Regions from separate parts of the Homo sapiens genome. Here all the other regions are linked to region 3. Evidence: chromatin contacts called from ENCODE Hi-C or POLR2A ChIA-PET data. All regions are on one chromosome and are shown on one strand. The core of a region is the stretch at or near the end of the contact, and the rest is flanking DNA. Distances in the headings are between cores, read along the strand shown.

What was found. A loop is a pair of places that touch in the nucleus more often than their neighbours do. ChIA-PET counts read pairs that join two places held with the same protein, here RNA polymerase II (POLR2A). Pooled maps may share reads with other maps.
Region 1: a loop to region 3 is called in a map of CD8-positive, alpha-beta T cell, with 13 times the contacts of the local background. The contact joins the enhancer-like site here to the promoter of MEF2A in region 3. A Hi-C loop is called at or near these places in 4 of 168 maps with a recorded cell type or tissue (CD4-positive, alpha-beta T cell, CD4-positive, alpha-beta memory T cell, CD8-positive, alpha-beta T cell and 1 more), 1 of 37 single-sample maps with no recorded cell type and 10 of 50 pooled maps.
Region 2: a map of heart left ventricle shows a loop between it and region 3 (2.5-fold over the local background). The contact joins the enhancer-like site here to the promoter of MEF2A in region 3. A Hi-C loop is called at or near these places in 11 of 168 maps with a recorded cell type or tissue (Right ventricle myocardium inferior, aorta, ascending aorta and 5 more) and 12 of 50 pooled maps. POLR2A ChIA-PET finds 5 or more read pairs at or near these places in 5 of 52 experiments (AG04450, B cell, BJ and 2 more).

The regions. Positions count from the first base shown.
Region 1 is chr15:99,926,862-99,929,782 of GRCh38, reverse strand. No RefSeq gene overlaps it. Among named protein-coding and RNA genes, the nearest start is that of LYSMD4, 190 kb to the right of the region's middle. RefSeq lists a silencer at 1,344-1,403 and an enhancer at 1,125-1,419. Within about 2 kb of position 1,267, at least 29 of the 41 ENCODE cell types and tissues checked have a DNase peak (open chromatin) inside an H3K27ac peak, as active enhancers do.
Region 2 is chr15:99,305,007-99,308,271 of GRCh38, reverse strand. The region is part of intron 5 of LRRC28 (leucine rich repeat containing 28); the gene reads right to left. Among named protein-coding and RNA genes, the nearest start is that of LRRC28, 55 kb to the right of the region's middle. Within about 2 kb of position 1,513, at least 10 of the 41 ENCODE cell types and tissues checked have a DNase peak (open chromatin) inside an H3K27ac peak, as active enhancers do; they include ascending aorta, heart left ventricle, heart right ventricle and 2 more, where a contact is called at or near this core.
Region 3 is chr15:99,564,527-99,567,477 of GRCh38, reverse strand. MEF2A (myocyte enhancer factor 2A) reads right to left here and starts at 1,494. Exons shown (of 12, transcript NM_001319206.4): 1 at 1,374-1,494. RefSeq lists silencers at 994-1,043, 1,884-2,323 and enhancers at 223-1,196, 1,197-2,172.

The DNA.
Region 1 (2,921 bases), core at 18-2,517, 360 kb before region 3:
AGCCAAGTGGACCTAACACACACCACCAGGCCCCCAGTGCATTTCAGCTGAGGCCTCTGGACACGAGGCCCACGACAGGTGTCTTAGTGGGCCCACGACTGCTGTGACAAATTACCACAAACTTGCTGGCTTCCAACAACACACGTTTATGATCTTACAGTCCTGGAGGTCGAAAGAGTAAAAAGAGGTCTCACTGAGCTGAAATGAAGCTGCTGGCAGGGCTGCGTTTCTTTCCGGAGGTTCGTTGGGAGAACCTAGTCCCTTACCTTTTCCAGCTGCTAGGCAGAGGCCGCCCTGTTCCGTGGCCCGTCCTCCATCCCCAAAGCCAGAAAAACCGGGCTGAGACCTCCTGGTGCTGTCGGCCTTCTCTGTTCTCTGTTCTCTCTCTTTCTTTCTCTCGCCTCTCTTCCTTATAAGGACAGGTGATTGCATTGGGCCCACCTGGGTGACCCAGGCTAATCTCCTTACCCATTAAGCTCCCCATCCTCAGCCTTTTCTTCTGTCAGATGGAGAATATAATCCCCTAGTTTTAGGGAATTTTGAGGAATAAATCGGATTACTAAACTGTGAGTTCCTTGAGTCAATAAAGATTAACTGAGCACTTACTGTGTGTAAGGCAACTTTCCTAAGTGCTAGGGATACGACAGTGAACAAAACACACAAAAATGCGTGTTTCTGTCTGTGTGTGCAATTAATCTACCTTAATTCCATCCGCAACTGTAATTCCCTTTTGCCATGTAAGGGGACAAATTCACAGGCTCTGGGGAGTAGGATGTGGACACCCTTGGGGCGTTTATTCTGCCTTCCGCAGTGGAGGACTGCAGACGCTGTGGGCGAAATGTTTGGAGCTGGTGCCATTAAAACCCTCTGCAGTTCCCGCTCAAGGTGCAACTCTCAAGTACTGGCACCTGGGTTTGCGGCCACGTGAGGCTCTGAGCAGCATGGGCCTTGGGGACACTGAAGATATCAGAGGCCCTAGAGGTATGTGTGGCTTCCCAGGTTAAAGTTGGCACGGAGAGAGAAGAGCGTGGCAAGTCAGGCAAACCCGGTGAACTCCCTTTGTCAGCCTTCCTTCCGTCTGCCACAAGGAAGGCCTGTACCAGAACCCAGGGCCTTCTGGGCTGAGAGGCCGCAGCCTGCATTGGAAGGCCACTGAGTCACGGACGTGGGAAGATGACCATCGGTGTCCGAGACGCGAGTATAAAGCCAGGCGCTGCCACTCACCAAGCTGCGCGATCTCGGGCGAGCAGCGCTTCGCCAGGCTCGGCCCACGGCGACGCCACAGTGCCACCTGCCGGCCGGACGCCCTCGCTCGCGCACCCCGCCCTCCTCACTCGCGCACCCCGCCCTCCTCACTCGCGCACCCCGCCCTCCTCACTCGCGCACCCCGCCCTCCTCACTCGCGCACTCCCCCGCCCTCCTCACTCGCGCACTCCCCCGCCCTCCTCACTCGCGCACTCCCCCGCCCTCCTCACTCGCGCACCCCGCCCTCCTCACTCGCGCACCCCGCCCTCCTCACTCGCGCACCCCGCCCTCCTCACTCGCGCACCCCGCCCTCCTCACTCGCGCACTCCCCCGCCCTCCTCACTCGCGCACTCCCCCGCCCTCCTCACTCGCGCACTCCCCCGCCCTCCTCACTCGCGCACTCCCCCGCCCTCCTCACTCGCGCACCCCTCCCTCCTCACTCGCGCACTCCCCCGCCCTCCTCACTCGCGCACTCCCCCGCCCTCCTCACTCGCGCACTCCCCCGCCCTCCTCACTCGCGCACTCCCCCGCCCTCCTCACTCGCGCACCCCGCCCTCCTCACTCGCGCACTCCCCCGCCCTCCTCACTCGCGCACCCCGCCCTCCTCTCTCGCGCACCCCGCCCTCCTCACTCGCGCACTCCCCCGCCCTCCTCACTCGCGCACCCCGCCCTCCTCTCTCGCGCACCCCGCCCTCCTCACTCGCGCACCCCGCCCTCCTCACTCGCGCACTCCCCCGCCCTCCTCACTCGCGCACCCCTCCCTCCTCACTCGCGCACTCCCCCGCCCTCCTCACTCGCGCACTCCCCCGCCCTCCTCACTCGCGCACTCCCCCGCCCTCCTCACTCGCGCACTCCCCCGCCCTCCTCACTCGCGCACCCCGCCCTCCTCACTCGCGCACCCCGCCCTCCTCACTCGCGCACTCCCCCGCCCTCCTCACTCGCGCACCCCGCCCTCCTCACTCGCGCACTCCCCCGCCCTCCTCACTCGCGCACCCCGCCCTCCTCTCTCGCGCACCCCGCCCTCCTCACTCGCGCACTCCCCCGCCCTCCTCACTCGCGCACCCCGCCCTCCTCTCTCGCGCACCCCGCCCTCCTCACTCGCGCACTCCCCCGCCCTCCTCACTCGCGCACTCCCCCGCCCTCCTCACTCGCGCACCCCGCCCTCCTCACTCGCGCACTCCCCCGCCCTCCTCACTCGCGCACTCCCCCGCCCTCCTCACTCGCGCACCCCGCCCTCCTCACTCGCGCACTCCCCCGCCCTCCTCACTCGCGCACTCCCCCGCCCTCCTCACTCGCGCACCCCGCCCTCCTCACTCGCGCACTCCCCCGCCCTCCTCACTCGCGCACCCCGCCCTCCTCTCTCGCGCACCCCGCCCTCCTCACTCGCGCACTCCCCCGCCCTCCTCACTCGCGCACTCCCCCGCCCTCCTCACTCGCGCACCCCTCCCTCCTCACTCGCGCACTCCCCCGCCCTCCTCACTCGCGCACTCCCCCGCCCTCCTCACTCGCGCACTCCCCCGCCCTCCTCACTCGCGCACTCCCCCGCCCTCCTCACTCGCGCACCCCGCCCTCCTCACTCGCGCACTCCCCCGCCCTCCTCACTCGCGCACCCCGCCCTCCTCTCTCGCGCACTCCCCCGCCCTCCTCACTCGCGCACCCCTCCCTCCTCACTCGCG
Region 2 (3,265 bases), core at 264-2,763, 260 kb after region 3:
AGACCTAGCATTGTCTCGATTCTACCTTACTAAGTCACGTTGTGTAAGATTCATAATCTCTCAGAGCCTCGAGAATTCTTATTTATAACCAGGGATAAAACCTGCCCTGTTGGTAAAAGAAAGTGAGTGAGACACTGTGAAAATTATAAAGCACTAAATAAACTAAAATCCAACTGCTTCTCACCAACAGTTCTGCTAACACTCTAGTGCAAGCCATCATCATTTCTTGCTGGGGTTATTTTGGCAGATTCCTAACTCGTCTCAGTTTTTGTTGTCGGCGCCTCGTTTAAGTTTTCATCACTGGCCCCTCTTTACAGTTATCTGAGTCATTCTTTTAAACCTAAATGAGATCATAGGACTCGTCTGCTCAAAATCCACCAGTGACTTCCCCTCACATCCAGAATGGAATCCACAGTGACCAAGGTCACACAAAATTAAGTCTTTACTGTTAACAAGTATAACATATTGCACCTTAACAAGATTTTCAATTGCAGGATCTTTAGTTTCGCTTTAAAACTGAGATGAGTGTTGGAAGTCAGGAAAACAAAGGCAAGGCTAATGGCAGAGGAACAATGAGCCAGTCTTCATGGAGTGTGGACTCTAAGAGGATAGAAATAAACTGGGAAGGCAGAAAAATGAGATGAGGAAGAAGGTAAATTTATTGAGTACATACTTTTGGTCTGAGAACTTTTCTATATGTAACAACTTTTACATTTTAAAAAATGAATGAACGGGATTAGAATCTTTGGTCTCTGATGCTAGGACTGGGCATCTATCTGCCTTATTCAGATATTCAAAAGGAGAGGAATAGATCTTTCTAAAAACTATTTTCAAAGATTAGTAATGTTCTGACCACTTCAGTTAAGAATTTTTGATGTTTAGTATTCTTTCTTTCACACTTTTGGATGGCATTTATGGGATGGGAAATCTTACTGGTCCTCAAGTCCGTGGGATTTGACAACTTCAGTTTATATTAAATCCACTTTGTTCTGCACTGTAGCCAGTGCTGCCTTAAGCATGATGTGGACCCTGCACCCTGTATCGTTCTCCCTACCCAACCCACAGTGTCCCAAGTATTAGAATTCTTCATTTCTATCTGCCAAAAGTCTAGTAAAAGATGAGATAAACTCTCTCTCTCAATGAAAACATGCTTCAGAATTACCTGCCCCCAGTGTTTACATACAGTCTAATGGCAATTAAACAAAGATCACCAGAGTGAACAGCTGGCCCCATTCTGACAATGAATGGCAGACGCTGAAGAAACACGTAATGGCTTGAAGGAGAAAAGCAGCAGGCTAATCCTCAGGGCTGAAGGCTCTTCTCCAAACTCAGAGGCAATGGACCCGAAAAGGACCAAAGATGTGCCAGACAAGACGCACCAGCAAGAAGGAAACATGTCAGTGGATAGGAAAGCAGCCCGTGCTCAAACACTCAGCAAAGAAACTGCTGCAGACCAACCTGAAGTGTTAGCGTGACACAGAACACTCATGACACTCACAGTGCAGGACAGACAATAGGCACCAAGGTCACTCAGCCAAGCTGGTGCCAGAGCCAAGGTATAAAACTAGGCTTCTTTTAAAACCTGCCAGAACTTTCTTTCATTTCCTCACACAGAAGCACAATGCATATGTACATTATCAACTCCTTTTATTATGCTATATGGAAGGGTATTACAAATACATAAAAGAATTTAACAAAATTAACAATAATTTTCATACATTACTTAACCAAGAGAGAGCTTTTAAACGTTGACAAAAAATGTGAAATTAAAAACACAAATATGAAGGGTAATTTTTAATTTTGGAAAAGGAAACAATATATCATTTTGTGTGTATGTATGTTTAAACAAAACTGACTTTATTTAGGTATCAGCGGGTTAGCCGAGTTCCTTTAAATAGTTAGGGATTTGCAAAGTGCAAAGCTCATGTAACATAATCTGTGTTTTCCTCAAATCCCCATCGGTCCATTTGCTTAAGAAACCCATGCTTCCTGGCAGGGTGCCGGCATACCAAACCTGCCCAGTCGTGCACAGTTTTATTTCTGTTACTAAATTAGGAAACCGAGTGGGCAATGTCTGGGACAACAGCAAAGAGAAATGCCTCGGCATCATTAGCCTGCAAGTCTCCCTAAAAGCTATATCATTATAAGATATTTAATTTTTAATTAGAGATACCAAGGCAATGTAGCCTAATATTGTGCAATACTAAGAAATAATTAAATGAAGACAAAAGGGAAAAATCCAAATGTTTAACAAAAGTATTCTTCTGAATAGCCTTAATCATGTTGTTAAAAATAAATGAACTACTACCACTCAAGGCTTAATTTCTCAATGACTGGTACTAAAATACTGCCCTCTTTTTCTAAGTGATGAAGGAGAAATGCGAAGTTATGCATCACAATTCTTACAAATATATACTAACATACTTTATGTAGAGCTCAGTTTGAACATTCAAGGAGATTTGAGTGGAGAAACACAAAGAAGGATTTCAAGAAAACAAAGCCACTGTTTTTATTTTCAAATTAATTTATAAATGATAGAAAAATATAGAAGGAAAAATACATAATATTCCTCTTTCCAAATTTTACTGACCCCAAATTTGCACATCATAGAGCTTTTAAAAAAAGATAGTAGCTATTAATTAACATTCTTTAAATAAACAAGCCCTGATATTTTATGGAAAGCTAAAGCTTGAATCCTGAAAGTGTTAGAATTTTAGTTTTAGCGATATCAGAAATACTTTTTTCTTATAAACATTTTGTTAAATTCAAACATCATAAACATTTTCTTAATTAATTTCAAAGTAGCATTCATTTTACTTTAGTTCTGTAAAATAAAAAATTAAATGAATATGTGCTAGAAAATCTACATCTTTACACAGATAATTTATGTATTTAAATATCAGAGTTTAGAAATTACAGAAAAATTAAACCAAGTTTCAGCGCTGTAAAAGCCCTGAAAGACTTGTCAACCATGACTATATTAAAAAGCTGTTCACAATATTTACTACCATTTAGCAAGACAGAAAATTCATTCACATTTATAAAAAATCCTGAGAGATGAACTCTTCCAATAACCATCCTGGCTGTTGGCATGCCTTCATCTAGTCTCCTTTTATATATACGTATTTATATGATCTCTAGAGCACAGCAAAAGGCACCTAGCTGATCTGACGTGTGCCAAAACCCAGAGCCTTTCACTTCTTTGGCTCAACTCCTACCGCTAAGATCTGGCCATCAGTGATGCACGCGAGCAGGTCCACAAGAT
Region 3 (2,951 bases), core at 245-2,744:
AGATTCTAAAACTGACAACTAGAGTACTTAGCAGTTGCCAAAACAACACAGCTGGATTCTTAAAGGGAAAGTACTCTTGGGTAATGTACACCTAATTACAGCTTTAGAGAACCTCCTCTTCATATAGTAATAGATGATACAAGACACATGGGAAACATACTGTGCTAAAAACCCGAAAAAATGTTAAGACAATGTTTGTTTAAAAATACATATGCTATTGTTAACACATCACAGCAGGCCTTTCTAATAGGGCATTTATTGGAATCCCAATCTCACTGTAAACTAAAACGCAGGTTAACACTATGTTATATTCAAGCTACACACGGTTCCCTGCTGGACCATAACAGGAGGCTCGCTTCACAGCTCCGGAATCTATTTCGGATGTGAGCAACAATTCTATAGTTACACTTTTAAAGAAAAACTGTTTTCTTATTCAGGATTGCTCACCTTTTCCAAACTTGTTTGCACTATCTCACTTACTTTAACCCTCACAGCTCAAAGGCATGAAATCGAGCCAAAAAGCAAAGTTTCTAACACAAAAAATATTTTCTGCGAGCTGGGATCTAGCCGGATGGCAGGGGTTCAGCCAGCGGTTCCCTGTGCAGCCCCTCTGTCCCCGCGACGTCTCCCCGCACGATCGGGCGTCCGCAACCGCAGGTGTCCGCCCCAAACACCGACCCCGCCACTGACATCTACACACTCACAGAATTCGTACCTAAGCGTTCCACCCCGTTAGACCAATCTTCTCCCAAAGCAGAAGTGGGGGAACTTCTTCAAGTCCAACAGGGCAGAAGGCCCCCCGCACTTGGGGCTAATCCCTTCGGGGAGACCCCCGGGCTTGGAGGGAAAAGGGGAAGGAAAGGGCCCTCAGAGCGCACCTTCTCCGGGGTCTCCCGAGAACTCCTTCAACTTTCAAGGAGGCGACGTCCACCACCGCCCCCCGGCCCCAAGGGGTGCGCGCCCGGGGAGGCTGCTCGCCACCAGCCCGCGCGACTGAGCTCCCCTCGGCCCGCCCAGCCGAGCCCCATCCAGCCCCACCGGCCCGCCCTCAGGGCACCCCGCCCCCACCTCCCCGGGCGCCTAGCTCCTCAGCGCCGACCCCGACCCGACCACCCCTCGCCGCCTCCCAGCACCCTACCCGCCTCCCAGCACCCTACCCGCCCCGCCAATGCGCGAACGCGACCCTGGCCCCCTCCAAGCCGGACACGGCCTCGTCCAGGGGTCCCCGGAGCCCCCCGGGCGACCCTCTCGGCCGCGCCGTCCCCCGCCCCAGCACCTCCACCCCAACCCCTACTCGGTCCCCTAAGCGAGACGCCGCCCCCCTCCAGCACTACCGGCGTCGCGGACTGAGCCCCGCTGCCCGCGGCCCTCACCGTATCTCCGGAGCAGCTGGCGGGCGCGCACACGCCGCAGCCCGGGCCCGCCACCAGCGCTTCGCGCCGCCCGGAGCCGCCTCTTTCAGCCCGGGACTCGCCGGGACATCCGCGCACGGATCCCCACACCGGGGCTATTTTTAGGAGACAAGCCTCGGCCAGACCGGAACTCGTTCTGTGCTGCGCGTGCGCACTACCTCCGCCGCCTCGGTGTCCCTCCGCAGCCCTGCCTCCCCTCCCTCCTGGGTTCCCTTCCTCGCTTCTCCCCATCAGTTTCTTTTCAGGACTGAATTATCCTCTCGGTGGGTTCTAGAGTAATTGGAATGGGAAAGACAAGGGTAGGGCAAAGAGAGTCACGGTGCTTGGAAGCGGGCGCTATTCCACAAGGACGTGGGGGCGGACTATGTTTTTCCGGGTGGGTGAGGAGACGATCACCTGGCACAGGAAGAAGATGACGGCGGCTTGGCGCCGGGGCCGCGGGTTGGAGCTCGCTTTCCTCTGAAGGACCGTGTTCCCCTGGAAGGGATACTGGTCACTTGATGAGGGCCCGGGCGCCTCCCAGGGCGGGGCGGCCCGGCGGCGTCGCGCCCTGCCGCCCCCGCTCCGCCGCTCAGCCGCCGCCACCTCCCTGACCAGCCCCCGGGAGCCCAGGCCGGGAGCGGCCCGGTGACGCGGCGCGTGGCAAATCGCCGCGCGTGGCCTCCAGGGCAGCCAACCCGGGCGGTGGGGCGGCGCGGCGCGACGGGACTGGGCGGGGCTCCCGGGGCGGGGGCGGGGCGCGAGGCCGGCTGCCGCCCGGAGTCCGGGGCCGGGCGGGTCCTTCGGGACGCCCGGGTCAGCCTCCTCCCTCCCTCCCTCGAGGCGCCCTTGGCCTCCCCGGGTGTCGGCTCGCCACGCCCGCATTGTGGCCAGGGCCGCACCTGTGCTCGCCCCGGGGCACGGGCAGGTCACCCTCAGGAGCAAGCACAAGGGGACTCTGGGACCCGGGCCCGGAGAGAAAGGGACTTGAAGGGGTCTCGAGGGCGAGAAGGCCCTTTCGGACTGGACAGCCGAGCTCCCCAGGTCCCAGGACAGTAGCAACCTCCTTATCGTGACTTAATAGTTTCTAGGATGCCTGGGGCGGTGAACTATGTGATGGACATTTTGCATATGACAGCTTATGTAATACTTACAAGGCCCCATGAAGCAGATTCAGTTTCTATTCCCATTTTACAGATGAGGAAAGGGAAGCTGAGCGCTAAAGTGACCTGTCAGGGTCACAGCTTCAGAGTAGGGCCCTGAGGACTTGAACTCCTGACCACTCTGCATGTTGCCTTTTCTGAGATAGGTGCAAAGGGGATAGGCTTGGGACAGCTGTTGTGTTTTCTGGGGCTACTGATTATGTTTATCGAGGTCTTTAGGAGATGAGCCATTGTTGGCCCTCTCATCCTGAAAGCCGCTCACCTCTGAAGAGTTTTTCGGGGCCACAGTGCCTGCATGTGCCCCCAGAGGTGCCTGTGTAATGGACACGAAGCCAAATGGTTGTTTGCATTTGAAGATGAGAAATTCAATCCCGCAGCACTTAAAACAAAGTGGTTG